Regions from separate parts of the Mus musculus genome. Here all the other regions are linked to region 5. The links are chromatin loops, found by intact Hi-C in ENCODE. Cell type or tissue: heart. All regions are shown on one strand. Region 1 has its middle 11 kb from the start of Pnma3. Region 2 overlaps Abcd1 (ATP-binding cassette, sub-family D (ALD), member 1). Region 3 overlaps Idh3g (isocitrate dehydrogenase 3 (NAD+), gamma). Region 4 overlaps Avpr2 (arginine vasopressin receptor 2). Region 5 holds the start of Slc6a8 (solute carrier family 6 (neurotransmitter transporter, creatine), member 8). Region 6 overlaps Hcfc1 (host cell factor C1).

Region 1 (4,000 bases), 620 kb after region 5:
TGGCTCCCTCACCTGCCCCAGCAGTCCTCTTATCTGTCTTAAACTCAGAATATTAGACTTTTCAGTCCATCTGGGGATTTCAGATTATTACCCTTCATTCCAGACACCGAGGAGAGATTAAGATGAAGGGTGTGACATAGTTTCTCATTGTCTGCTTCCTGTGGGGAGGAGACAATGGTGGATGAGGCTAAGATATAAAGGGGCAAGTTTACTTGATATAACAGGATCAGAGTTTTCAATTGATCAGTTGCAGCAGATTATGCAAAAGCTATAGGTGTGTGTCTTAGTCAGGGTTTGTATTTTTGCACAAAGCATCATGACCAAGAAGCAATTTGGGGAGGAGAGGGTTTATTCAGCTTACACTTCCACAATGCTGTTCATCACCAAAGGAAGTCAGGACTGGAACTCAAGCAGGGCAGGGAGCAGGAGCTGATGCAGAGGCCATGGAGGGATGTTACTTACTGGCTTGCTTCACCTGGCTTGTTCAGCCTGCTCTCTTAGAGAACCAAGACTACCAGCCCAGAGATGGCACCACCTACAAGGGGACCTCCCTGCTAGATCCCTAATTGAGAAAATGCCTTACAGCTGGATCTCATGGAGGCATTTCCTCAACTGAAGCTCCTTTCTCTGTGATAACTCCAGCTGTGTCAAGTTGACACACAAAACATTGTGTATCTCCATTGCACAACACACCCATGGAATAAACCTGAAATCCTATCACAGAGTGGTTTATTATGCACAAATAACTGTTTCACTATCATACCATGAGTCACATCTTGTCTGACTGGTCAGGGTTCTAGCAGACATGATCTGCCACTGGATAACTTCCCTGGTGCCTTTTCTCCACTGGCAGCTCACATAGCACCATCCAGTAATATGATCAATAGAGAGCAATGAGGGTGTTTCCTCCTTTTTGTAGGGAATGATGGCTAATACAGATATGCATAACTGCCCAATGTACTGAGAGTAAGTGACTGGAGCATGCTCAGCTTCTTATCTGTTCTCCAGGCCTAAGGAACATAACAGAAGACAGGTAAGGACTTAAAAGCTAGACTATGGATACCTGCACATGACTGGGCCTTCCAACTTTCCACCGTGGACAGGGGAGATGCCCATGTGGCCTCATTATTTCCTCAGGAGCTATTGGCAATAGTTGTTAGTGAAGGAAGTTTTTTTTTCTCTAATAGGGGCAGCCACTGCTGGGACTTGATGGGAGGAAGGAGTTTGGAGAGAAGGGAAGAGTAATAGCAGAGTGTGATGGAAGGTTGTGTATAGCAATGCAGTGTGTGTGTGTGTGTGAGAGAGAGAGGGGGGAGGGGAGAGAGAGAGAGAGATTGTTTTTAAAAAAATGAGTGGAGGAACTGTCAGGACCAGGTGGGAAGGAGTTCAGAGAGAGGGAAGGAGGGCTAGCATAGTCTAATGGGAAGTGAATATTATAACAGTTTACAATATACTGCCTGGGTATATAACTGTCAAAGGAAAAAAAAACAGGTAGGAAAAAAAAAGCCCTGGCTCTGACAAATTTGCTCTTCCACTTCTGTTTTTACATTTAAACAAATAGAGGCTCCATGACCACTGGGACTAGACAAAATGTGGCTCCACAGCTAGGCCTAATCTCTCTCTCTCTCTCTCTCTCTCTCTCTCTCACACACACACACACACACACACACACACACACACACCACACACACACACACACACACACCCTGACCTCATTCCCAATCCCCCAACCACACTCCACCCCCTGCTTATTAAATGCACAGGGAACTGAACTCCCACAACAGAGCTGGGGCGTGGCTGAGCTGAACTCATTAGTGGGGGATGGAAAAAAGAAGGGCTGTCTTTTTGAGATCAGGACAAGTAATGCAGTTGCTTCAGCAGACTGCCCATGTGAAGAAACCCTGGAGTCCTCCACCATAGCTAACCACCTCCTGAGATAGGAGAAATGGGAGTGGGGGATGGGCAGCAGGAGCTCGCTGGGCCAGCCAGGACCATTTGTGGTCATCTACCACCATCTAGCGGTCAGCCCGGACATTGCCTCAGGAAAGGTTCGGCAGATGCCAGTCTCATTAGCAGCCATTTCACGGTTTGTACTGTCGCTTTTCCCTGGGGTCAGTGCGACTTGAGCTCAAGGCTGCAGGAAATGGCTGCTTGCGCAAGCGTACTCTTACTTAGTCTCCGGCTCTGCTAGCGACTGCCCCTGGTATATTCATGCGCCTGCGCTCATCACAGGCTTGTAGATCACTAAAATTTAGGCTTTAAACGCTTGATTAGTCTGCTATGGAGTCAACACACAGAACACACAAACAGATATATATGTTCTGTTTCTGTTTCTTATGTCTCCGGAATTTGAAAAAACTGGTCTACTCCCCCCACCCCCCATCCCCGTCCCCTTTTACATCTTAAAGTGTGTATTTCCAATGAGATCATGTACACAAACACTATAAAGTGCAAAAAGAAAAAAAGAGAAACAAACTAGAAAGCTATGAAAACAATGTCGATGATGGGGTTTATATGCATATCTTCTGACTTCCCTTTGATATCTTATTTTTTATGAAACAGGTGGTATATGAAAAAGAGGATGCAAGCAGACGCTGCCATTGCCCACCAGTGCCTAGTGCTTAGCATCTGATAGTAAAGGGCAGCATAGTCATTTTCTACAACTTCCAGCTGATAGGAGCTTCACATGAATTTTAAGAGGAGCACTTTTGTTGTTGTTTTTCGAGACAGGGTTTCTCTGTGTAGTCCTGCCTGTCCTGGAACTCACTCTGTAGACAAGGCTGGCCTCGAACTCAGAAATCCACCTGCCTCTGCCTCCCAAGTACTAGGATTAAAGGTGTGCGCCACCACTGCCAGCACTTTTAAACCTATACTTAGAAAACAACCAAAGAAAATTTAAAATCTCGAGCTTGTGACTTTTTGGAATCTCAGTATAACAATAGCACAGAGAGGGAAAGAAATATGAAACATTTTTACATACCTTGTCACCCCCTTTCACTTTATAACCTGCATTTACACATCTTAAACACTTTGTAGTGAAAAAGTAAAACGTAAAAACAAAATTCTAGGCCTTTAGGCCCAGGCTTGGGAATGTGACCTCTGTGACTCAGTGCTCCAAGGTATGCTAATCATAAAACAGATAGCCACATTCCTCCACCCACCTGCTTCCTGGGTTCAAAGAGTGTTCATTCAAAGAATGTGCTATTGTTAGGGGCTCTTAGAAACTGTCTTGAGAGATAACCTGAACAAATACCAGGTATTCCTTGTGACACTTGTGACTTTGCACTTCCTTGTGACTCTTAACTGGTATCTTTGGTATTTTTTTCCAACAACGCCCTCCCCACTTCCTTGAGTTGTGGTTTCTGCCTTTAAATACCCCAGCTACTCAGGGCGCCACGGTCCTCTACCCCTGCGTGGTGTATGACTGTGGGGCTGAGAGCGCTCTTGAATAAAAATCCTCTTGCAGTTTGCAGCAAGACCGTTTCTTGTGGGTGATTTTGGGGTGTCACATCTCCTGAGTCAGAACGTGGGGGAGTCCTCAGATTGTGGGTCTTTCAGTAGACCCACACAGCTTAGAAAGTGTTCACATTCTCGGATCCATATAACTTGTATTTATACACCTTACAGCATTTTTTTCAGAACTTACATAAACTTTAAACATGTTTTTTCCCTGTCCAATTATCTACCACAAGGCATAGGTGGTTGACTACTAAGAGCAGTCACTGCAAAGCAGTTTCCTTTAAAATGAAGGAGAAGTAAAAAGTTAGTTCGAAAGCTGTTTTATGAGTTGATCTCTTTCAGCATAAGGTCTGCCAGCAAGGGAAACTGGGCCTGTGTCTTTCTCAGCAGGAAACCTAGCCGCTCTAGAAACAAGTAAACCCTGTGTGTGTTTGTTTGTTTGTTTGTTTTGCTTTACATAAGAAATGAACTAAGAAGGCAGCTACCAATCTATAGGGCCAGAGAATAGAATGTGTTGTGCTGAATGAAAATGCCTCTCATT
Region 2 (4,000 bases), 47 kb before region 5:
GGGACTGTGTCTGTGGTAGGGCCAAGCCTCAAATAGGGGTGATGGTAGGGGAACCTCCTACCCTCTCTTTCAATTACTACTGTGGTTGGGTCACTCGCCACTTCCCTCTCTATACCCTGCCTGGGCAGTTTCTGAACCCAGGTCCCTGAGGGCAGCTAGCTGTCTTTCATCTTCTGCTGACCCCATTTCTTTTGGCTCCTTCCTAGTGCCTCCCTGCCCCAGACATCATGATCAATAGCTCTAAGAATAGCACGGAGCAAATGATAAAGTTCTTGGTTTTGTAAAACTCAGTCAACAATCTCCATGCCCTGTTTCTTTCCCAGGCTCTTTTCTGTGAGAAACTTACACTGGATTCCCCACCCAAACCAGGTGAATACGCTCTCAATCCTGATAGGAACCGCAGTCAGACAGGCCTCAGAGGAGTAGCCACAAGTAGTCATGGCAAGGTGACTGTATTTTGGATTGTTCTGCTCCCCACCTCTATGCCACTGTTTGTCTTCTTTCTCCCAATTTACTGCCATACACCTTATTGTGCATATTCTCATGTCTATTCTAGGACACATAAGCAGAGAGACAAAGTGACCTGCCCAAGCTCATGTTGCCTAGAAGTAGCAAGGAGTGTAGAAATGTGAACTGCATGGACTGGGCTGTTAAGCGAACCAGATTTTTATTTACTTTTGAGGTATTATGGATAGAACCTAGAGTCTTGGGCATTCTAGGCCTTGAGTGTACTAGGTGAGTACTCTACCACTGAGCTATATTCCAGCTCTAAAGAACCAGACTTCTGGTTGGTTTTTTGTTTGTTTTTGTGTTTTGTTTTTGTTTTTGAGAGAGAGGGTCTCATTATATAGCCCTGGCTGCTCTGGAATTCTTTATGTAAACCAGGGCCAACCCCAAATTTGTGGTGATTTTCCTGTCTCTGCTTCTTAAGTGATGTGATTAAAGGTGCTACCATGCTTAGCTTTTATGTTTTGAGACAGCCTTGCTCTGTATCCCAGAAACTCACTATGTAGCCCAAGCTGGCCTTGAACTCACAATGAACCTCCTGCCTCAGCCTAATAACCAGATTCTTACAAATGAAGATGACTTAAGATTTACTTTGTTCTTTTAAGCAAGAGGCTTGTATACATGTATGTACACATGCATATGCACTGTCTGAAATTCTAGTAAGGAAATTATACCCTGCTGTTCGCCTGCCAGTCAGCCAGTTAGTCCCCTTTTCATAAACTCTTGACTTGAATCCAGGCCCATGTCCACAGTACAGCAACCAGTAGGACTAGAGTGGGACATGTGCCTATACAACAAGGGCAGTCAATCCACCCATGGTGGCCCATCATACCATACAGCTTTACATAAGGGGCTTAGACAAGCAGGCCAAGGGTTTACACAAGGTCTCTGAGTCCCAGCAAGTGAACTCTATTGTTTAATTTGCTATTTCCTGAAACTAGCCCAAAGGAAGTCTCTTTAAATACCAGTGTTCTCTCTTTTGTGCCCTCTGCCTAGAACTGCTCATACAGCCCAGTTTCCAAAAATCCAGCCTCTCATTCCTGAAGTGAGTGCACCACCTTTGCTGCACGCTGGTAATCTAGGCTCGTGCCTCAAGCTGATAGTAGTGCCAGCTAAGGTTGATGATACAGCTACAAGTACTGTGCCAAGTGCCTCACCCAAGGCCCTGGCAGCTTGCCAAAGCCCTGCAGCCCAGCATTCAGGAGAAGAGAATGGAACTGGGGTTATAGTAAGGGTGATGCACTTTTTCTCCTAATCTGAAACCTGACTGTGACCAGAGAACCTCTTTGCAGAGTGTAAAGACAAATCCTTTCTAAAAGTCGAGGACAAAACTGATTGTACATATGAAATGCAGCCAATGGGACAAGGTCCTGGGGCAAGTGGCTACCTGACCCAGGAAACACACAGGCCTTCATGAAATGGTGCTTTTGTATCCCTCCCCCGCCCCAAGCACTAGGGAACCGAAACCAGAAGCCTGAACAAGGCCTGAGGCAGCTGCAACCACAAGAGGCACAAAGAAGGGGAGGGGCTGTCAGAGAATAAAGTTTACACTGGTTTAAAGTAGCCTTTCTCAGTGTCTGCCAGGCATCCCTGGCCCTAGCCCACCTCATAAAGTAGCTGGGATCTGGGTGGAAGGGTGGCTACACTGGGGGTAGGACATCAGGGGTGGGGGTGAGAAAGGTTGTCAGGCTTCTATGGCAGAGGCCAGGTATCCCTATCCCTGGGAGGGAGGGAGGCAACTAGGCAGGTTGCTTGCCAAGCCTGTCAGTAACTAACCCGACGTGCCTGGGGTTCTGACAGCCTTGACCCTGAGCAGCAACACTACTGCTGTAGCCACTGTGCTGAGCTCTGCTTGTTAACCTCTGCTTGGGCTGAGTCATGCCCATAATACTGGACAGCCCAGCCAGCCAACTCTGCTGGACGCCAGCCTTCAAAGGGCTCAGAGAGGCAAGAGAGGTTAGGAAGCAGGCTCTGTCCTATGCTCCCAGAGATGGTAGGAGTCTAATTCCTCCCAGGTGGCTGCAGGAGTGGTTGACTGCAAGATTGGAGTAAGCTGGACCAGTAGCATCACAAATCACTAGAATCCAAAGCTAGAATCCAAAATGTCCAAGACAATTTTACCAAGGAAGCAGAAGTGGCTTGGAGGTTGCAGGCAGCCAGCACAGGGAAGTTCCCACCCAATGGTGCCATTTCTCCATTTCTGCATCTTAAGGTTATAGCCATCCAAAGCCTACCCCCAAGCTTGTCCCAGTGTCTATCTACAACTTTAACATCAGCCTGAGAAGGCCTTGTTGGGCTTCCCTTACTGCTTATAGCTGACTGCAATAGGTCTCCCAGCCACCTCCTCTGCTATTTAAGCAGCATCTCAACCTGCCCCACCTCATGGCCCCCGTAGAAGGCAATTTCCTCTGAGTTGGCCACCACTCGAGAGTGCATGTAGCGCAGTTCCCCCTTTCGCCGTGCCTCCTCTGCCACTAGCTCCCCAAACTTGGGAGAGAAGGCTCGAAGCACGTTGGCTGTGAGGAACACCACCAGGCCAGCGATGGCTGAGGGCCAGGCTGTGCCAGCTCCTCGGGATCGGGCAGCTCGAAGGAGAGTGTAGGAGGTCACAGCCACATCCAGGAGTGGCTTGGTCAGGTTGGAATAAAGGTGGGCTACAGAGGCAGCAAAGGCTACCACATCCTCTGTCAGAGACTGATCAGGGTTTCGAAGTCGTCCATCCATGTTGCTTACTCGGTAGTAAGTCTGTTGGGAGAAGTAGAGTCCATAGGCATGAGCTACTAGACGGCTTCGGAAAGAAAGAGCCAGCTGGCCCTCTAGGTAGCGGATGGCACTGTTGATGAAAGTGGCAGGAAGGGCGATGAGGAGCCACTGCAGCAGTTGCCAGCTAAAGGCCCGCGGGTCCTTACGTACAATGCAGCGGGCCAGTCTGCCGTCCAGGCGGGCAACATACACAGACAGGAAAGTTCGGCTTACCAGGGCAGCAGAATGCAGGGCCAGCAGCCCTGTTTCCCGGCACAAGACTCGGGGGAACAGCAGCCTCAGGAGCGCCAAGAGCCGCTGCAGGAATACCCGGTTCATGCCAGCCTTGGTTGCGGTGGCTCCAGAGGCCTCTTGAGTGGGCTCCCCAGCTGGCACCTGAGGACCTCTGGCAGGAGTCAGACACTGCCGTACTAGAGGGTAGATTTTGTGGACTCCATAGGCTGTGAGGGCCAGGACCACAGCTGTGCGCTTCAGCGTGGTCACCCGTGAGGGCCGGGGAGTGGAGAGCACCGGCATGTCACCTGGACTGGTGAGCAGGCTGAGGGCTGGAACTGCTGCCTGAGGCTACAGTTGCAGACAGATCCTGGAAGGGTTGTTGCTCTGACCCAGGGCTCGTTGTCTAGGCAACTGGAAACCTTGAAGTGATCCCTGAGACTGTTGCTTTAGGCCCTCGCGGTGGTGCTGGGGCCCCTGGATCGGTTGGGTTAGAATCCTCCAGGGTCGTGGCCTC
Region 3 (4,000 bases), 110 kb before region 5:
TTTCTAGGACTGGGACAATGACCACTGTAACATCTAGCATAGGAGGCAGCTGTGGGATAGATTCAGCCCTAGCAATGTTGTTGCCATCTGTGAATGAGTTGCACAGATTTTGAGCCACACCTGGTGCAGGCTCTTAGAAGGCTGGATCATTGCCACAGCTACAGTTCAAAGGGAGTTAACTACTGGGAGTTATCTCCCAAGGATGCTAGTTTTGAACTCTAAAAGGCTGGTAGAGTGAAAGGTGGTATACTTTAGCTCATCTCCATCCTGCTGGAGCTTGTGAACAGCTTGAATACCTCCTTTTGGTTAAGTTTTTCAGCAGACAAATGAAGTTGTTGTCTCCATTCTATGGATTGACTAATCCCCCCCAACACTTTTGTTTTTCGAAGCAAAGTTTCTTGTAGTTCAGACTGACCTTAAGATTTCTTTGTATATGAGGATGATCTTGAATTTCTGATCCTCCTGCCTCTACCTTCTAGGTACTAGGACTACAGATGTGTGCTGCCATGCCTTGCTTCTGTTCCATGGATTTTTTTATGTAGATCCAAAGCCATTTGTAGAGTAGCAGATGGTGGATTTGGTCTCAGATATCCTTGGTCTCCATCTGTTTCTTCATTTTCTGCTGTGCTTATTCACCTAGAAAATGTACCTGTGGTTCCAGCTCTGGACCAGGTGCTGTGCTAGATCCTGGAGCGACAGTAGAGGGTGAAACAAATATGTACTCTATTCTCATAGGCTAGGAAGAGAGCAAGGAGGTGATAATCAGGTAGAGTGATGTCTCTTAGAGGAGTAGGGGGTAGGGTGTAAGTAGGACTTAGCAGTCTAGGGAGACTCCCAGGAAGAGGGGAAATTTATGCTACCTTCTCAAGGAAGGCATGGAGACCCTACAGACAAGATGAATCTGATATTGGCAATTACTAGAAAGAAAACAAGTATGCATGTGGCTACATATATGGTGAGGGACCCTTAGGGCTTGATCCTAGTGGTCAACCTTCCTACATCTTGGCTTGGGTTATTGAGTGGCATTCCTTCATTATTAGTGACTAGGTAACTGAGTATCTTGTAACTGTGGGCCAGGGGAACCCAGAGGGGAATGGTCAGACTCTACCTGAGCCTTCTGATCTTTCTGAAAGAATGTATGACTCTAGAAAATGGCTATAGTGTCTCAGCTATTAGATAGAACATTGTGCTACTGTCTGATGGGTGAGTGGCAAAGAATCCTCAAGTTACAAGGAAGAACTTGGCGGTACCATGCCACTACTTCTTCAGGTATTCCTAAATGAGTGGGGCACAGCAGGGAGGGGAAGAAACCTTTCCTGTGGAGCTGAGGTCATAGCCTCTCCCTACAGGACAGTGGGTCACTTCTTAGTACCTGGTCCATCTGGCCCAAACAGCCTTTTCTCTGAAACTGTCAGAGTGTCACCAGCATGGCCAAACATAGCTGCTTCCCACTCATGGGATTGGGGACATTTACCAATCATCCAAGCTACACCACAAAGCAGCTTACAGTTCCTTGCGAAACTGTCTGTCATCGGTCTTCCAGAAATGGCTGTATTTTTCTACACATTTGATTTTTATTTCTGTTCTGAAGGACCATTCCCTAGGGGTGACAGTGCTTACCTCAGGGCAGTGGCTATTTCTTCCTTACCTTTCCATTTTGCATTTACTATACTGACCATGTATTGGCTTTGTAATAAGGAAAAACAAGGAAAGACATGAAATTATCACTCAGAGTTGGTGGCTTGCTGAGATTTTCCTTTTGCAATATGCCAAGTTTGCCAGTCTTTCTGCTTATACACATAACAATAACAACAACGATAATTGGCCAAAAGAGAATCAGAAGCCAATACAAAAGTAGGGATGGGGACAGACAGTTCTGGTTTTAGAGACAAGGCCTCATTCTGTCACTGTGATTGGCCTAGAACTCACTATGAAGACCAAGGCCTTGAACTCAAAGAGATCTATTTTCCTGGGTGCTGGAATTAAAACTTCGGTGCCTTCCTCATACAGTTTTTATTATATTGACCCACAAGGGTAGTGAAGTGTTGAGGCAACTTTGTCTGGTGTTCCTGTGGGACAATTGTTGATAAGAGGGGCTTTGGAGTGTCCTGGACACATTGTGAACTGTTGTTTACTACTATCAGTTCCTCTTTGCTAAGAGCTAGGGTAGCTCTTGCCAACTTGACTTTTAGAACTGAACAGCTAATATTGTCATCTGGGTTCTCTTTGACAGGTTCTGGCTGCCCATGTGGCCCCCCGAAGGAGCATTTCCTCAGTAAGTACCTGCCTTGGATGTATGCTTGTATATGAACACATGCATGTGGGGGAGAGCTGTGGTCATATATTTCCACGTGTGCACAAGTGTGTGTGTGTTTGTGTGTATGAACATAATGCGTGTGTATGAGATTATATGTATTAGGTATACATGTGCCCATACACACATGCCTTGTGTCTTTGCTCCCTGGCCTTCCTGTCCTTTCCCTCTGAGGCATGGTCTCCAGAGGTCACTCACACCTCCCCTTTCTTTGAGTTGTGTTAGACAGCGTCCCCAGAGAAAAAGAAATCCCAGTTCCTTATTTACAGCCTTGTTCCTCTAATCTTGGCTGACCCATGTCTTCTTCCTTTCTGTCTTCCCTCTAGCAACAAACAATTGTGAGTATTGTCTGTATTAGATTTGAGGGGCTCTTAGTTGCTTTGGGGTGGGATTGAGGAGGTGGTGGATGCTGATAAGGAGCCCCAGGACAGCAATTCTGCCTTGGCTGGCCTGTGGATTGGTGCTGGTGGGAAAAAGGGAACTGACACATTGAGGTATCCAAGGTTTACCTTCACCCTCTCCCTTCTTCCAGCCTCCATCTGCTAAGTATGGTGGGCGGCATACAGTGACTATGATCCCAGGGGATGGCATCGGCCCAGAGCTCATGTTGCATGTTAAGTCTGTATTCAGGTATGGAGGGGCTGGCCCTTGCCTTCTCTCCCAGGGAAGATTGAATCCCAGGCCCAGCTGGAAGCCCCCCAGAATTTTGTGACCCTCTTGTTTGGTATGGTTCCCTTTTAGCTGGAGCCAGGTCAAGGTGGGAAGCAGCAGGGAAAAATTGGTATAGATTTCAGGAGGGGGTGTGGAAGGCTCTAGGCTAGCATCTTTAGTCTGACTCTACTGCAGGCATGCATGTGTGCCGGTGGACTTTGAAGAGGTGCATGTAAGCTCCAACGCTGATGAGGAGGACATCCGCAATGCCATCATGGCCATCCGCCGGAACCGTGTGGCCCTGAAGGGTGAGCTCAGGGGCCAGGTTGGAATGCTATACATGATTCCTTTTGCCTATATACTGACTTTTGTGGGTTCCCATGGCTCCAATTTCTGGGATTTTCTGATTCGTGATGACTCTTGTTCTTGGCATCTGGGTAGAGGCTTTTGTGGGCCTGTTAATAGCATGGCTCTTTTATCTCGGTAGCCTGTATAATCTTGCTCAGTGGCTTTCTCCCACCTCTTCCTTCACTTCACATGCCTCTGTTAGAATCTGCTTTAACCCTTAGTTTTTCTTCAAAAGATCAGAGTTGCTCACAATGGCAGTTACATCCTAGACTTCAATGAACTATTTTGCTTCTGAAAATGTTCTTCTCCACTTGGATCAACCTTTGGTGAACATTTCCTGGATTACATAGCGGGATATGTCAACACAGCTGAGCCCAGAGGATTCCTCTCTAACTTGCCTATCTTGTTTGCTTTTGTCCTGTAGGCAACATTGAAACAAATCATAACCTGCCACCATCCCACAAATCTCGAAACAACATCCTTCGGTGAGAGCCATGTACATAGACTAGTGGCTTGGTGAAGGCTAGGGTGGGATGTTCTGGCATTCATGACCCTGGTTAGTTGCTAATTGGGTCTGTTTTGACTTTTTCCCTGTCACTCCCCCAGCACCAGCCTAGACCTCTATGCCAACGTCATCCACTGTAAGAGCCTGCCAGGAGTGGTGACCCGGCACAAGGACATAGACAT
Region 4 (4,000 bases), 220 kb before region 5:
CTTTACTCAGTCTGCTCTCTTGGGCTGCCTTGGCCACAGAACTGGAAGTTGTGGGTGAGCGAGTAGAGCCTGTGAGCCATCTGCTATTCAAACTACCCAGACCTGTGCTAGTGGTCCTACGCTATCTCTTCACCTTCCTCAACCAGTGAGTACTTCTGGGGAGCCAGTTGGCTGTTGGGATTGGAGGGGTCACTAGTGCTGGAGTTCCCTGCCTGTGATCTTCGTGTTTCCCCAGCCTGGCCCAGTACAGTGATGAGAACATGATGGACTCCTACAACCTGGCTGTATGTTTTGGGCCTACACTGTTGCCTGTGCCTGCTGGGCAAGACCCAGTAGCCTTGCAAGGCCGAGTGAACCAGCTGGTCCAGACCCTTATCCTGCAACCAGCACGGATTTTCCCACCTCCAGCCATGCTGCCAGGCCCCATCTATGAGAAATGCATGGCACCACCTTCTGCCAGCTGCCTGGGGTATGCTTGGGGGCTTCTTGGGGCAGAGGGAGTCTAGTGGAGGCAAGTTTGTCTTACTTTGCTTGAAACATCAGGGATGGCCAGTTGGAGAGCCTCATTGGGGAGCCAGAGCTGGAGTTGAAAACTGGGACCACAGCTCAGGAGGATGGTGAGAAAGGAGCAGGGAGACGCTACCCCATCTTTTTCCTGTGTACCTACTCTACCCTCAGCCAGACCCTCTCTTTCCCATAGACCAGGAGGGAGTTTTGGAGGCTGTGGCCTGCTTTGCCTACACTGGTCGTACGGCCCAGGAGCTGACATTCCAGCGAGGGGATGTGCTGCGATTGTATGCTCGGGCATCAAGTGACTGGTGGCGAGGGGAGCATGCTGGTGTGCAGGGGCTCATTCCCCATAAGTACATCACACTTTGTGAGGGGTGAGTGAGCTATAGCCCTAGGGAGGGTCCCATTGTATCTGCCTTGGATCTCCTGAGTGGTGGTATTCATGGTTGCTTTTTAGCTCCTACTGGGTATAGATCTTCAGGCTTTCTTCCTTCTGGAAGTAGCTGCTGTCATTCAGACATCTCAAACAGGACTTGTTATAACCCAAGTTGCTGCCCTCCCCAACCCCAAGCCAGAGTTTATGGGTCTTGGTTGGGCTCAAGAACAATCATTCTCAACTCCTTTGATTGAGGCAGGGGCCACTGGCCTCCAAACTCCAGCCAGGAAAGAGTCCAAAGTAAGCCAGTCTTTTCCTTGCCCAGGGATGAGAAGCAGATGGCTGGTTCAGGACTACAGGCCATGGGGGAATCTGTGAGCCATCCAGAGGGCTTCCTGACGTTGGAGTTTGCCAACCGGTAAGCCAGGTGAAGGCAGGCCTTTGGGAAAACTCCTCAGAGGGTTCTTCTTGACTTGTGTGCTGTTAGAAGCAGCAGGCATAGTGGGCCAGAGGCTACCTACACTGCTAAGCTTGAGGGTGTGGGCTCAGGCTTTAGTCACATGGGATTGGAGGAGTTGTTGCATAAAAGTCACTAAGTGTAGATAGAACAGAGTCAGCCTTTTTGTAACTTGGAGAGGTTCTAGAAGAGTTTGAGGACTATGGAGGCTCATCCTTTTCCTTGACTATATCTAAGATGGGCACTGCCAGCTTGGGTCAAGGATTTCCTAGGGCCATTGCCAATCTTTTTTATCTCTGCTTTGTAGGTTGGAACTAGGCACCCCACCTGAGGCTTTGGGCCCCTCTAGGCACAGACGACCCTGTTTAGTCCCTACCTCCCCTGAAGGACATGTGGAAATGGATAAGGTAAAAGCCAGGACTGGCTATGGAGCCAGCAGGGGGCGCCTTTTCTACATGTTCTTTGCCCTCCCCAAGGTGAGGCTCATTGCTCCTACTCTCCTTGGTCCCAGTTACCACCTGTTACCAGACATGCAAGTCAAGTCACAATTTAGGGAGGAACATGGGGACAAGAGGAAAGAGACAGGGTGGCAGGGACAAGTGTAGGAGCACAGAGGCAAAGATGAGAGGGCAGATCATGAGCCCAGTTGTGGTATGGGACTCACAACATTCTTGAGTTAGAGAGAAGCCAGACTGTTTAGACTGATATGGGCAAGGAGCTCCAGGACAAACTTCAAGGCTGACACCTAGAGCTTAGCAAGCTAGGGAGAGTGAGGTGAGAGGACAAATGGTGGGGAAGGAGGAGGGGCAGCTGGCTGAGGAAACAAAATAATCTCAAAACAAGGCTCTGATGAGTGGTACAACTTAAGGAGTCCCCTTTATTCAGTGGGTTCTGTGAGACCCTATAGACTGAGCAGGAAAACCCTGAAGACTGTTACTAAGTCTGAGGAAGAATGGTCCCACTCCTAGGCCTAAGGATCCTAGGGCAGGCTGGTAAAAACACAGGAGCTAAAGCCTGGTAGCTGGAAGACCCAAGGGAAAACACTGACCCAGGAGTCCCTTGTATGTTTACAGCATCAGAGGCCATGGATAGAAGCTGTGGTGTCAGCCAGAGAAAAAGTAGGAGTAGAAAGAGGGGGAACCCAGGGCTCAAAGCTGCCCCCACCCTCCAGAACAAGACCAAGAAGTTACTATCCCACAAGTAACACTGAAAGTGACTAGAGGAAGGAAGGTGGAATGGAGTGGGGAAGGTGGTCTGGAGTCTCAACTGGTCCCTCCCATGACCCCTGGAGAGGGGGCCTAGCCTGGTCTAGCTAAGGTATGGTAGCCAAGGCCTTAGTTTGGAGATTGGCAGAAACTCACTGGGCACTCTCTGTTTTTCCTTTCTGCTAGGCTGTGGCACAGAACATGAATTCTGTGTTTAAGGAGCTCTTGGGAAAGACTGCTGTCCGCCAGGGCCATGGGTTAGCATCTACAGCCTCCCCGAGTCTAGGAACTCTGACGCCCCTGGCCTGCAGCAGCATCAGCAAAAACAAAGTCTTCTCCCGGGGACCTGGGGCTCCAATTTCCCCCTCAACCTCCCATCCCCAGGGTCCAGATTCAACTCGCAAGCCAGTCTGAGGCAGCTTACCTCCAGCAGCCACCACCAAGCCCACCATTCCACATAGGCCTATTGCTTCACCTCAGCCCTCTTCTAGGTCTCTTGGGAGGTAGCAAAGGAAGGAAGCTGGAGATGAGCTCCTCTTATGCCTTTGCTTGGAAGCCTTGGGCTGTGGCTGTGAAATATGGAAGTGGCAGTAATTCATAAAGACCCCATGTGCTGGTTGCTGTTGTAATAGCCTGTGCTGTTTGGGGGGCGCTGAACAGGTAGGGTGCAGGGCAACTCCCAGAGCCTGCACTGCTAGAGACCAGATGCCAAGACAGAAGGTTGACATGGAGCTGTTTATTTTCACCTGGGGACCTGCTCTCAAAAATACAGTCTTGGTTGCTTATATCACAGATTCCTGAACATAGGTATGTCTATGGGTGTGCGAATCTTTGTATTTCAGCTTCTGTGCCCACCATATACCTGGTCCAAGGAAATTTTTTCCATGTGGAAAATGAACTGCAACTTTTATTAGGGAGACAGACAGAGGGAGGAATGACAGGAAGGTCTATTGGTCCTATCCTGGTCCTTCTTCCAGCTCCCTGGGAGTCTTCCTCACCTGCAGAGTACTTGCCAGAATGGGAAGCCCAAGTGCCTCTGTTGCCTATTCTCCTCCTAGACCTTGAGGCATCTGTCCCAGTTGCTTCCCATGTCTGGCAACAAAGGAGCCAATGTTAAGGTTTCTTTACACCCTTCCTTCTTGTATACCTGGGGACAATGTCACCTAGGGAGGACCAAGGATAACCAAGGTACCCTTTCTTGGTACTCCCAGGGCCAACCCTAGATAGTCAGCTAAGCTACAATGGGTTTTTGAATAGAAAGAGCCCAGTAGCTACTCAGGAGGGTGTATCCTTCATCAGAGAGGAGCTGGCTGTGGCACAGGACTCATCTTGAGGACCCAGGCTGTGTGTGGTGTGCCTCTGAGCACAGCAAAGCAGGCTACGCAACTCCGAGGAGACACTGCTACTGAAGGAAGCATAGATCCAGGGGTTGGTACAGCTGTTAAGGCTAGC
Region 5 (4,000 bases):
AGCGCCACACGTTACCGAGGCCCACGGCGAAGCCCACGCACGACATGATGAAGTCCATCTGGCGTGTCCAAGTCTCTCGCGGTGGCACTGCAAGGCGGCCGCCAGGCGCCCCCAGGCCCGCAGGGCCATCGCCCTTGGCTGGGGCACCGTCGGGCCCGGACACGATGAGAGGACCCTTCTTCTCGTCACCAGACACGCTATAGATACCGTTTTCAGCGCTCTTTTTCGCCATGGCCCCAGCGGGGCCGTGAGGCCGGGCCGGGGGTCGCGGCGCCTCGAGGGTGGCGGGCGGGCGAGGGGGCTCCGGTGGCACCTGGAGAGAGGGCCCCGAAAGCGCGGGCCCGCCCGGGGGCCTCGGGGGCGGCCGGGCCGGGGGACGGGGCGACGGGTGGGCGGGAGGGGTGCGGGACGGCGGGGGCGGCGCAGTCAGAAGCAGTCCACGAAGCACTTGAAAGTGAGCCTGAAGAATCTCATGTGTGTCGGGGGCCCGGGAGCGCGCGGGCGGCGGTGGAGCCTGGCCGGGCGGCGGCGGCTCCCGAGACTCCTGCCCGCGGCTCGGGCGGCGGTGGCGGCTGCAGCGAGGACTGCTCGCCCTGCCGGAGGCTCACCCTAGCGCGTCGCGGGTGGCATCGGAAGCCCACTGTCTGCAAGCGGCGGCCGGAGCAAGGGGCCTGAGGCCCGCGGCCCCGGCCCAGCCCCAAGTGGCTGTCCTGTTCGCTTGCGGCTCTCCTGGCGCTGGCGGCTCCGGTGGTCCCGGGTACGACTAGCCCCCTCCTTCCCGGCGGCGGCGGCTACAGCCGCTCTCCGGGCCGCGGCGGACTCAAAGACTCGCCTTGGCACTCCAACTGTCCCTCTCTTTCCCGACGCGACCCGCTGCTGCTTAAGAACCAACTCCCGGTGATGTCACTGTCGCCCCACCCCCACGACCCGACCGCTCCCCCCCTCCCCCTCCATCCCGCCCTCCCTGTCACTCCGCCTACCTCCTCCTCTAGAGGAGACGCTGCTCCAGTTGGGAGCAGGATGGCTGCTACCTGGGGCGCTGGCCAGCACTTTCTTTTCGTGGGCCGAACCTCCATTCGTTCCAGGATCACCTGGCTCAGGTCGGGTCAAAGTCCCCTCAGGTTTTTCTGAACCACCAGGAAAACGGAGTCTCTAGTTGACCTCCAGACATCCTTAGTCCTTCTCCCTTCTCTCCACTCTTTCTAGCCTGGAATCTCGTTTCCCGGTGGACCATCCTTCACCAAGGTTGTCCTGCCTGCCTAATGTTTCCTCTTCACTTCCCAATTAGGACCTAGGGAGAGTTGGATATCCAGGTGCAAAGTTTCTTGGTCCCTGCACCAAAGTAAGTGCCCTGTGCGATTGCCTTCTGAAGGACTGTCCCTGCGCTGGCCTGGAGTGTGTGTGTGTGTGTGGGGGGGGGGGGGGAATCGTCCTCCAAGAGTTCTGTGGAACTTTGCCAGAAGTACTGAGCTGTCTCAAGACATTTAGGCCTCCTCAAAGATACAGCCTGGAGGCTGAGGATCATGGTATCAGCTTTGTGTGTGATCAATTTCTGTTTGTCTCCAGAGTGGGCAAAGGGTAGCTTGCTTGGTCGAAGATCAGAGTTACAATTTGTCACCAAGGTACAGAAGGGGACTCCATGATAACTCACCTTTTGTCCACCTTTTGCCTGATGTGGGGGTGGGTAGGGCTTGTGATCTATAGATACTGGGGTAAGAATAGGGTGAGGCTGCCCCCTGGTGCCTGGTAGATGTACAGACCCTCCCTCTAAGCTCAGTAACCTGCCTGCTCAGGGACTTCTAGGCCTCTTCATCAGCAGAGCAGCTTCTTGGGAATTTTCCAAGGCCAACACTAGCCTGGGGTGGACTAGAAAGGTGAGGCGTGCCCATTTCAATCCCAAATTCCTTGATCTGATCAGACACCAAAGTCCCCAGATGGCTCATCCCATCAAGCTAAGCCCGCAGCCATCCGGCAGCTTTAGAAAGAAAAGCAGTTCCAGCCAGAGCCAGATTGAGCCTGATAGGTGAGGGAAGGAGGGGCAGCATCTCCACCCAGGCTATCAGGAAGATCTCTCTCTCTCTCTCTCTCTCTCTCTCTCTCTCTCTCTCTCTCTCTCGTGTGTGTGTGTGTGTGTGTGTATGTGTGTGTGTGTGTGTGTGTGTGTATTTGCTTGCTCATCACAAAACCCTAACTTGAGCCATGTTTGTTCCAGCATGGAACCAAAGTCCTCCTGGAGAAACAAAGGCCATAGAAGAGTTACTCATAGTTACTCATAGCACATATATCCTGGAAGATCTGGAGCCATCCAAGGAACAAGGAGAGGGGTCATTTAAGAGAAGAAAAAAGAGGATCCCAAGGAATGAGCACAAAGGACTCCATTGCAGTATAAAGATCTGCAAAGGAAAAGGAGCTGCTACAACAGTTATCTGGATGAGGTTGGGCAGAGTCCAGTCAATAGCAGGAAAATCAGGCTGTAGAAGTGGGAACTGGATATGGGTTCTATTGGGAATTTAAGATCCTGCTTGTCAGTGCCAGGAGTGGTGGCGCACGCATTTAAGCCCAGCACTCGGGAGGCAGAGGCAGGCAGATTTCTGAGTTTGAGGCCAGCCTGGTCTACAGAGTGAGTTCCAGGACAGCCAAGGCTACACAGAGAAACCCTGTCTTGAAAAAGCAAAAAAGCAAAAAAAAAAAAAAAAAAAGATCCTGCTTGTCCAGGGAGCTGGACTGGGAAACAAAGGACGTAGTAGGCTGAGAAACATGTGGGTGAGCTGATGGCACTTTGAGGAGATGGTCACTGCTGTGTGTGGGGAGGTTTGGAGTTCAAGAAGTCAAGACTGAGTGTAAGAGTGAGGGCATCCCTCCATCCTGGGCCTGTGATGAGCATCTGGGTGAAGAGGCCTGCGCCAACCCCAGGTACAGGAACATAAGGAAGTAGTATCATCTCCACGTAGGCACGAAGAGGTACTTTAAGGTATCAGTCACCCACACTTAGGCACCTGGGACTGCCACTGCTTTTCTGGGCTCAGAAGGTAGCCAGGGTGGAGGCAACTGGGAAACAGAAATCAAAGGTCATTAAGGATAACCAATGTGACCTTGAGGATTCCTGGGCCTTTACATCTCAGGGGCATAAGTTTGACAGGTCTCAAGACCTGATTCCATGGGATCCCACTTACCTCTTGTCTGGTAATGATACCACCTTCCAGCTCTCCCCCCCCTCCTCCCCAGTCTGTGGGTTACCCTAGATTCCCTGCAGCCAGTCTTTCCTGCAGCAGTTTTCTTACCTACCTCATCTTCTTAGGGCCTGAACCTCTCCATACTCTAATGACTAGCCCCAGGCTTAGGTCGCATGTTATGGTTTGTATATGCTCTGTCAAGAGAGTGGCACTATTACAAGGTGTGGCCTTATAGGAGTAGGTGTGTCACTGTGGGCATGGGCTTTAAGAGCCTCATCCTGGAAGTCAGTCTTCCACTAACAACCTTCAGATGAAGATGTAGAACTCTCAGCTTCTCCTGCACCATGTCTGCCTGGATGCTGCCTTGCTTCTGCCTTGATGATAATGGATTGAACCTCTGAACCTGTAAGCCAGTCCCAATTAAATGTTGTCCTTATAAGAGTTGCCTTGGTGATGGTATCTGTTCACAGCAGTAAAATCCTAACTAAGACATTGCACTTGCCCATCGACATCCTGCATTCATGTTGATTCTATTTCTTTACTGACTTTCAGTTGATGGTCAGGAGGCTAAAGAAGGAAGTACTGTAAACAACTGCCCTAATAGCTACCCATGAGCCATTTCCCAAGAAGCTAAAAAACAAAGTCAAACAGCCTCTGTGCCTATGGTGTGTGCTCCAACCCAGATAACTGTGGAAGTGTGTGCACTGATGGGGACAGTTTGTGTGTCTAGGGACAGTTCCTAGGAGATGTGGAACACTAGGGGGAACAAAGGCATTGGACTTTCCGATGCCGGGCAGGCTCTCTCCAGGGCGTGCTCCTGCTGGGGT
Region 6 (4,000 bases), 280 kb before region 5:
ATGAAACAGGCACCACCAACACAGCTACCACCACTGTTGTGGCTAACCTTGGGGGACATCCTCAACCTACCCAGGTGCAGTTTGTTTGTGACAGACAGGAGACAGCTGCTTCACTTGTGACCTCAGCTGTAGGACAACAGAATGGTAATGTGGTCCGTGTCTGTTCAAACCCCCCCTGTGAGACCCATGAGACGGGCACTACCAACACTGCCACAACAGCCACCTCCAACATGGCTGGGCAGCATGGCTGCTCGAACCCCCCCTGTGAGACTCATGAGACAGGCACCACCAGCACTGCCACTACAGCAATGTCCAGCATGGGCACTGGGCAGCAGCGAGACACTCGTCGTACCACTAACACCCCCACTGTAGTGCGGATCACTGTGGCTCCTGGGGCATTGGAGAGAGTCCAGGGTACCGTGAAGCCTCAGTGCCAAACCCAGCAGACCAACATGACCACCACCACCATGACTGTGCAGGCCACTGGAGCTCCATGCTCAGCTGGCCCCCTGCTTAGGCCAAGTGTGGCACTGGAGTCTGGGAGCCACAGCCCTGCCTTTGTGCAACTAGCCCTTCCAAGTGTCAGAGTTGGGCTAAGTGGCCCCAGCAGCAAGGACATGCCCACAGGGCGCCAACCAGAGACATATCATACTTACACAACTAATACCCCAACCACAACCCGCTCTATCATGGTTGCTGGGGAGCTTGGTGCAGCTCGGGTGGTCCCCACATCTACATATGAGAGCCTCCAGGCAAGCTCTCCTAGCAGCACCATGACTATGACAGCCCTAGAGGCACTGCTGTGCCCTTCGGCTACTGTCACCCAAGTCTGCTCCAACCCGCCATGTGAGACCCATGAGACGGGTACCACCAACACCGCCACTACCTCCAATGCGGGCAGTGCTCAGCGAGTATGCTCCAACCCGCCTTGTGAGACTCATGAGACGGGCACCACACACACAGCTACCACTGCCACATCAAATGGAGGTGCAGGCCAGCCTGAGGGTGGACAACAGCCTGCCAGTGGCCATCCCTGCGAGACACACCAGACCACTTCCACTGGCACCACTATGTCAGTCAGTGTGGGTACCCTGATTCCTGATGCTACTTCCTCTCATGGAACCCTGGAGTCGGGCTTAGAGGTGGTAGCAGTGCCCACTGTCACCTCCCAGGCTGGTTCCACATTGCTGGCCTCTTTCCCAACACAGAGGGTATGCTCCAACCCTCCTTGCGAGACCCACGAGACAGGTACCACGCACACAGCCACCACTGTCACCTCTAACATGAGCTCAAACCAAGGTAAGTAGAAGTGTCCGGTAGAGGAGGTACAGATAGTCTATTTTTGCGCGGGGGGGGGGGGGTGAATCCTAGGAAACCTGTGGTGGTAAAAGCAAAGAGAGTCAACTGATCTCCCCTTTGACACACCCACAGACCCTCCACCAGCTGCCAGTGACCAAGGAGAGGTGGCAAGCACCCAAGGTGACAGCACAAATATCACCAGTGCCAGTGCTATCACTACAAGTGTGTCTTCTACATTGCCACGAGCAGTGACCACTGTGACACAGTCTACACCAGTCCCTGGTCCCTCTGTGCCGGTAAGCCTCACCCCAAAGGATCCTTTCTGTGGCCTTTTGCCCACTTTCATCTGTGCTGTCCATAAATGGACACTAGATGTCGCCCTTGTTCCAGAATGGTATTGTTCCTTGGTTGTTCTTCTAGACCATAAAAGGGCAATCTTGGTGCCTGGGAGGCAGGAGGCAAACAGTCCCTTAGAGGAGCGTTGGTACTTTATCTCCACTGTTGGTTTCCTTCTTTGCTGTTCCCCATCATTTGTCTCTACAGTGAAGTCTTCTGGGCATGAGTGGAAACTTGACCCAGGGGCTTTCCTCTTGTCACACCCTTGCTGATGCTTCTTGACTCACATTCCTCATTTACATTTACCCAAGATAAATGTTGTGGGTGATACCATAGGCCTACAGGGACAAAACAAAGGCTATCTTGTTTTTCTGCCCCACTGCCTGGTTCTAGCCTTTGTCTCCTCCCCTCTCCCTCTGACGGGGGCTTCTCTCCCTTTCTAGAACATCTCATCATTGACTGAGACTACCCCAGGGGCTCTGAATTCCGAAGTCCCCATCCCAGCCACGATAACAGTGACCATAGCCAACACAGAAACTTCTGACATGCCCTTCTCTGCTGTTGACATCCTGCAGCCCCCAGAGGAACTCCAGGTCTCACCAGGGCCTCGCCAGCAGCTGCCTCCACGGCAACTCCTGCAGTCTGCCTCCACACCCCTGATGGGGGAGTCTACTGAGGTCCTGTCAGCCTCCCAGACCCCTGAGCTCCAGGCCGCCGTGGATCTGAGCAGCACTGGGGACCCATCTTCAGGCCAGGAGCCTACCACCTCTGCTGTCGTGGCCACTGTGGTGGTCCAACCACCCCCACCCACACAGTCTGAAGTAGACCAGTTATCACTTCCCCAAGAGCTGATGGCTGAAGCCCAGGCGGGCACCACAACCCTTATGGTAACAGGGCTCACTCCAGAGGAGCTGGCAGTGACTGCTGCTGCTGAAGCAGCTGCTCAAGCTGCAGCCACTGAAGAAGCCCAAGCCTTGGCCATCCAGGCTGTGCTCCAGGCCGCACAGCAGGCTGTCATGGGTAGGTATCAGCTGGCAGATTTGAGGGATAGGCCCCTTAGGATGAGTGACAGACAGCCTTACAGAGAGGGCTAAGGCACCATTTGGGGGCTACTTGAGATCTGCTTCCTGTGAGGGTGTACAATGTAACTCAAGAGAGTCAAGAGAGGCTTATGTAGAACGAGTAGTCCAGGGAGGAGACATGGGACCTAGTGGTGAGGGGTATAATAAGGTGTGGGCAGGATAAAAATGCTTAGGGAAACGAAATCTCGGGGACGCCATTGCTGCCCATTGGGCTAGGCACACTTGTGTTCCTTTTTGAATAGTAGTTTTCTTGGTCCTGGAGCAGGCACTGGGGAGCCCATGGATACATCTGAAGCAGCAGCAGCAGTGACACAAGCAGAACTGGGTCACCTTTCAGCTGAAGGCCAAGAGGGTCAGGCTACCACCATACCCATTGTGTTGACACAGCAGGAGCTTGCAGCCCTGGTGCAGCAGCAGCAGCAGCTCCAGGAGGCTCAAGCTCAAGCCCAGCAACAGCACCATCTTCCCACTGAGGCTCTGGCCCCAGCTGACAGTCTCAATGACCCATCCATCGAGAGCAACTGCCTCAACGAGTTAGCTAGTGCTGTCCCAAGCACCGTGGCTTTGCTACCCTCAACAGCTACCGAGAGTAAGCTGGGCTGCTTTTTGGCAGGGGTAAATCATTAATAGAGTTGAACGGATGGGAGGTGAACACAGTGTAACAAAGTGGCGTGGAGGTTCTGCCTCAAAACAGTACCTTCTCCCAGCTGATACTTTGTTTCTTTCCAGGCCTGGCTCCATCTAACACATTTGTGGCTCCCCAGCCTGTTGTAGCTAGTCCAGCAAAGATGCAGGCTGCAGCTACCCTTACTGAAGTGGCCAATGGCATTGAGTCCCTGGGTGTGGTGAGTCTGGGTCACTGGCCCTAGGAGATAGGGCAGCACTGCCTTTGGGCCACAAGGGCTTGATATTATCTCATTTCTGTTCCCCAGAAACCGGACTTGCCACCCCCACCCAGCAAAGCCCCTGTGAAAAAGGAGAACCAGTGGTTTGATGTGGGGGTCATTAAGGGTACCAGTGTAATGGTGACACACTATTTTCTGCCACCAGATGATGCTGTTCAGTCAGATGTAAGTATTGCCCAGTAACTGGTACCCTTGGATAGTGGGGTGGAACCTGCTGTGCCTGTGAGAGTTTGTCATAAAAACAAACTTTAGTTTCCCTGCCTTGTGAGAGGAGCTCACAGAACTCCATCTTTGCCACTTGAAAAGTTAGGAAGTACAAGTAAGAAAGTCAAACTGATCCTTTTCTAACAGCACCAAGCCCCAGTTAACCTTACCATG

Evidence for each region. Peaks named below come from ENCODE experiments on the same cell type or tissue, not always from the same donor. Only the 100,000 strongest peaks of a DNase experiment are listed, where the experiment ranks them.
Region 1: it touches region 5 in a loop (5-fold over the local background); 4 of 42 quality-filtered maps call a loop at or near these places.
Region 2: a loop joins it to region 5, with 2.3 times the contacts of the local background. A loop is called at or near these places in 3 of 42 quality-filtered maps.
Region 3: a loop joins it to region 5, with 2.6 times the contacts of the local background. A loop is called at or near these places in 4 of 42 quality-filtered maps.
Region 4: it touches region 5 in a loop (2.9-fold over the local background); 2 of 42 quality-filtered maps call a loop at or near these places.
Region 6: a loop joins it to region 5, with 2.9 times the contacts of the local background. A loop is called at or near these places in 5 of 42 quality-filtered maps.

Annotation. Positions count from the first base shown.
Region 1 is chrX:73,052,115-73,056,114 of GRCm38, reverse strand. No RefSeq gene overlaps it. Among named protein-coding and RNA genes, the nearest start is that of Pnma3, 11 kb to the left of the region's middle. In heart, a CTCF peak has its summit at 2,016 (motif pointing left); a DNase peak (open chromatin) is centred at 2,054; H3K4me3 peaks cover 308 bases.
Region 2 is chrX:73,716,817-73,720,816 of GRCm38, reverse strand. Abcd1 (ATP-binding cassette, sub-family D (ALD), member 1) reads right to left here. Exons shown (of 10, transcript NM_007435.2): 1 at 2,887-4,000. The coding sequence starts at 3,786. It also overlaps a transcript of Bcap31 not described here. Among named protein-coding and RNA genes, the nearest start is that of Abcd1, 2.2 kb to the right of the region's middle. In heart, no CTCF peak of the experiment used is centred here; DNase peaks (open chromatin) are centred at 1,666 and 2,196; H3K4me3 peaks cover 1,119 bases; H3K27ac peaks cover 1,228 bases.
Region 3 is chrX:73,780,950-73,784,949 of GRCm38, reverse strand. Idh3g (isocitrate dehydrogenase 3 (NAD+), gamma) reads left to right here. Exons shown (of 13, transcript NM_008323.1): 2 at 2,234-2,275; 3 at 2,641-2,652; 4 at 2,847-2,944; 5 at 3,161-3,273; 6 at 3,738-3,798; 7 at 3,920-4,000. Among named protein-coding and RNA genes, the nearest start is that of Idh3g, 3.9 kb to the left of the region's middle. In heart, no CTCF peak of the experiment used is centred here; no DNase peak of the experiment used is centred here.
Region 4 is chrX:73,893,698-73,897,697 of GRCm38, reverse strand. Avpr2 (arginine vasopressin receptor 2) reads right to left here. Exons shown (of 3, transcript NM_019404.2): 3 at 3,270-4,000. The coding sequence ends at 3,824. Arhgap4 (Rho GTPase activating protein 4) reads left to right here. Exons shown (of 22, transcript NM_138630.2): 16 at 40-145; 17 at 236-469; 18 at 544-617; 19 at 701-884; 20 at 1,212-1,304; 21 at 1,651-1,750; 22 at 2,735-3,346. The coding sequence ends at 2,962. Among named protein-coding and RNA genes, the nearest start is that of Avpr2, 3.6 kb to the right of the region's middle. In heart, a CTCF peak has its summit at 1,778 (motif pointing right); no DNase peak of the experiment used is centred here.
Region 5 is chrX:73,670,021-73,674,020 of GRCm38, reverse strand. It overlaps Slc6a8 (solute carrier family 6 (neurotransmitter transporter, creatine), member 8), which reads right to left and starts at 888. Exons shown (of 13, transcript NM_001142809.1): 1 at 1-888. The coding sequence starts at 232. Gm32261 (predicted gene, 32261) reads left to right here. Exons shown (of 3, transcript NR_166888.1): 2 at 1,207-1,342; 3 at 2,213-3,614. In heart, a CTCF peak has its summit at 1,744 (motif pointing left); DNase peaks (open chromatin) are centred at 880 and 1,750; H3K4me3 peaks cover 1,626 bases; H3K27ac peaks cover 1,276 bases; H3K27me3 peaks cover 1,283 bases.
Region 6 is chrX:73,946,497-73,950,496 of GRCm38, reverse strand. It overlaps Hcfc1 (host cell factor C1), which reads left to right. Exons shown (of 26, transcript NM_008224.4): 17 at 1-1,299; 18 at 1,432-1,595; 19 at 2,211-2,655; 20 at 2,983-3,306; 21 at 3,447-3,562; 22 at 3,650-3,787. Among named protein-coding and RNA genes, the nearest start is that of Renbp, 18 kb to the right of the region's middle. In heart, CTCF peaks have their summits at 1,660 (motif pointing right) and 3,759; a DNase peak (open chromatin) is centred at 1,656.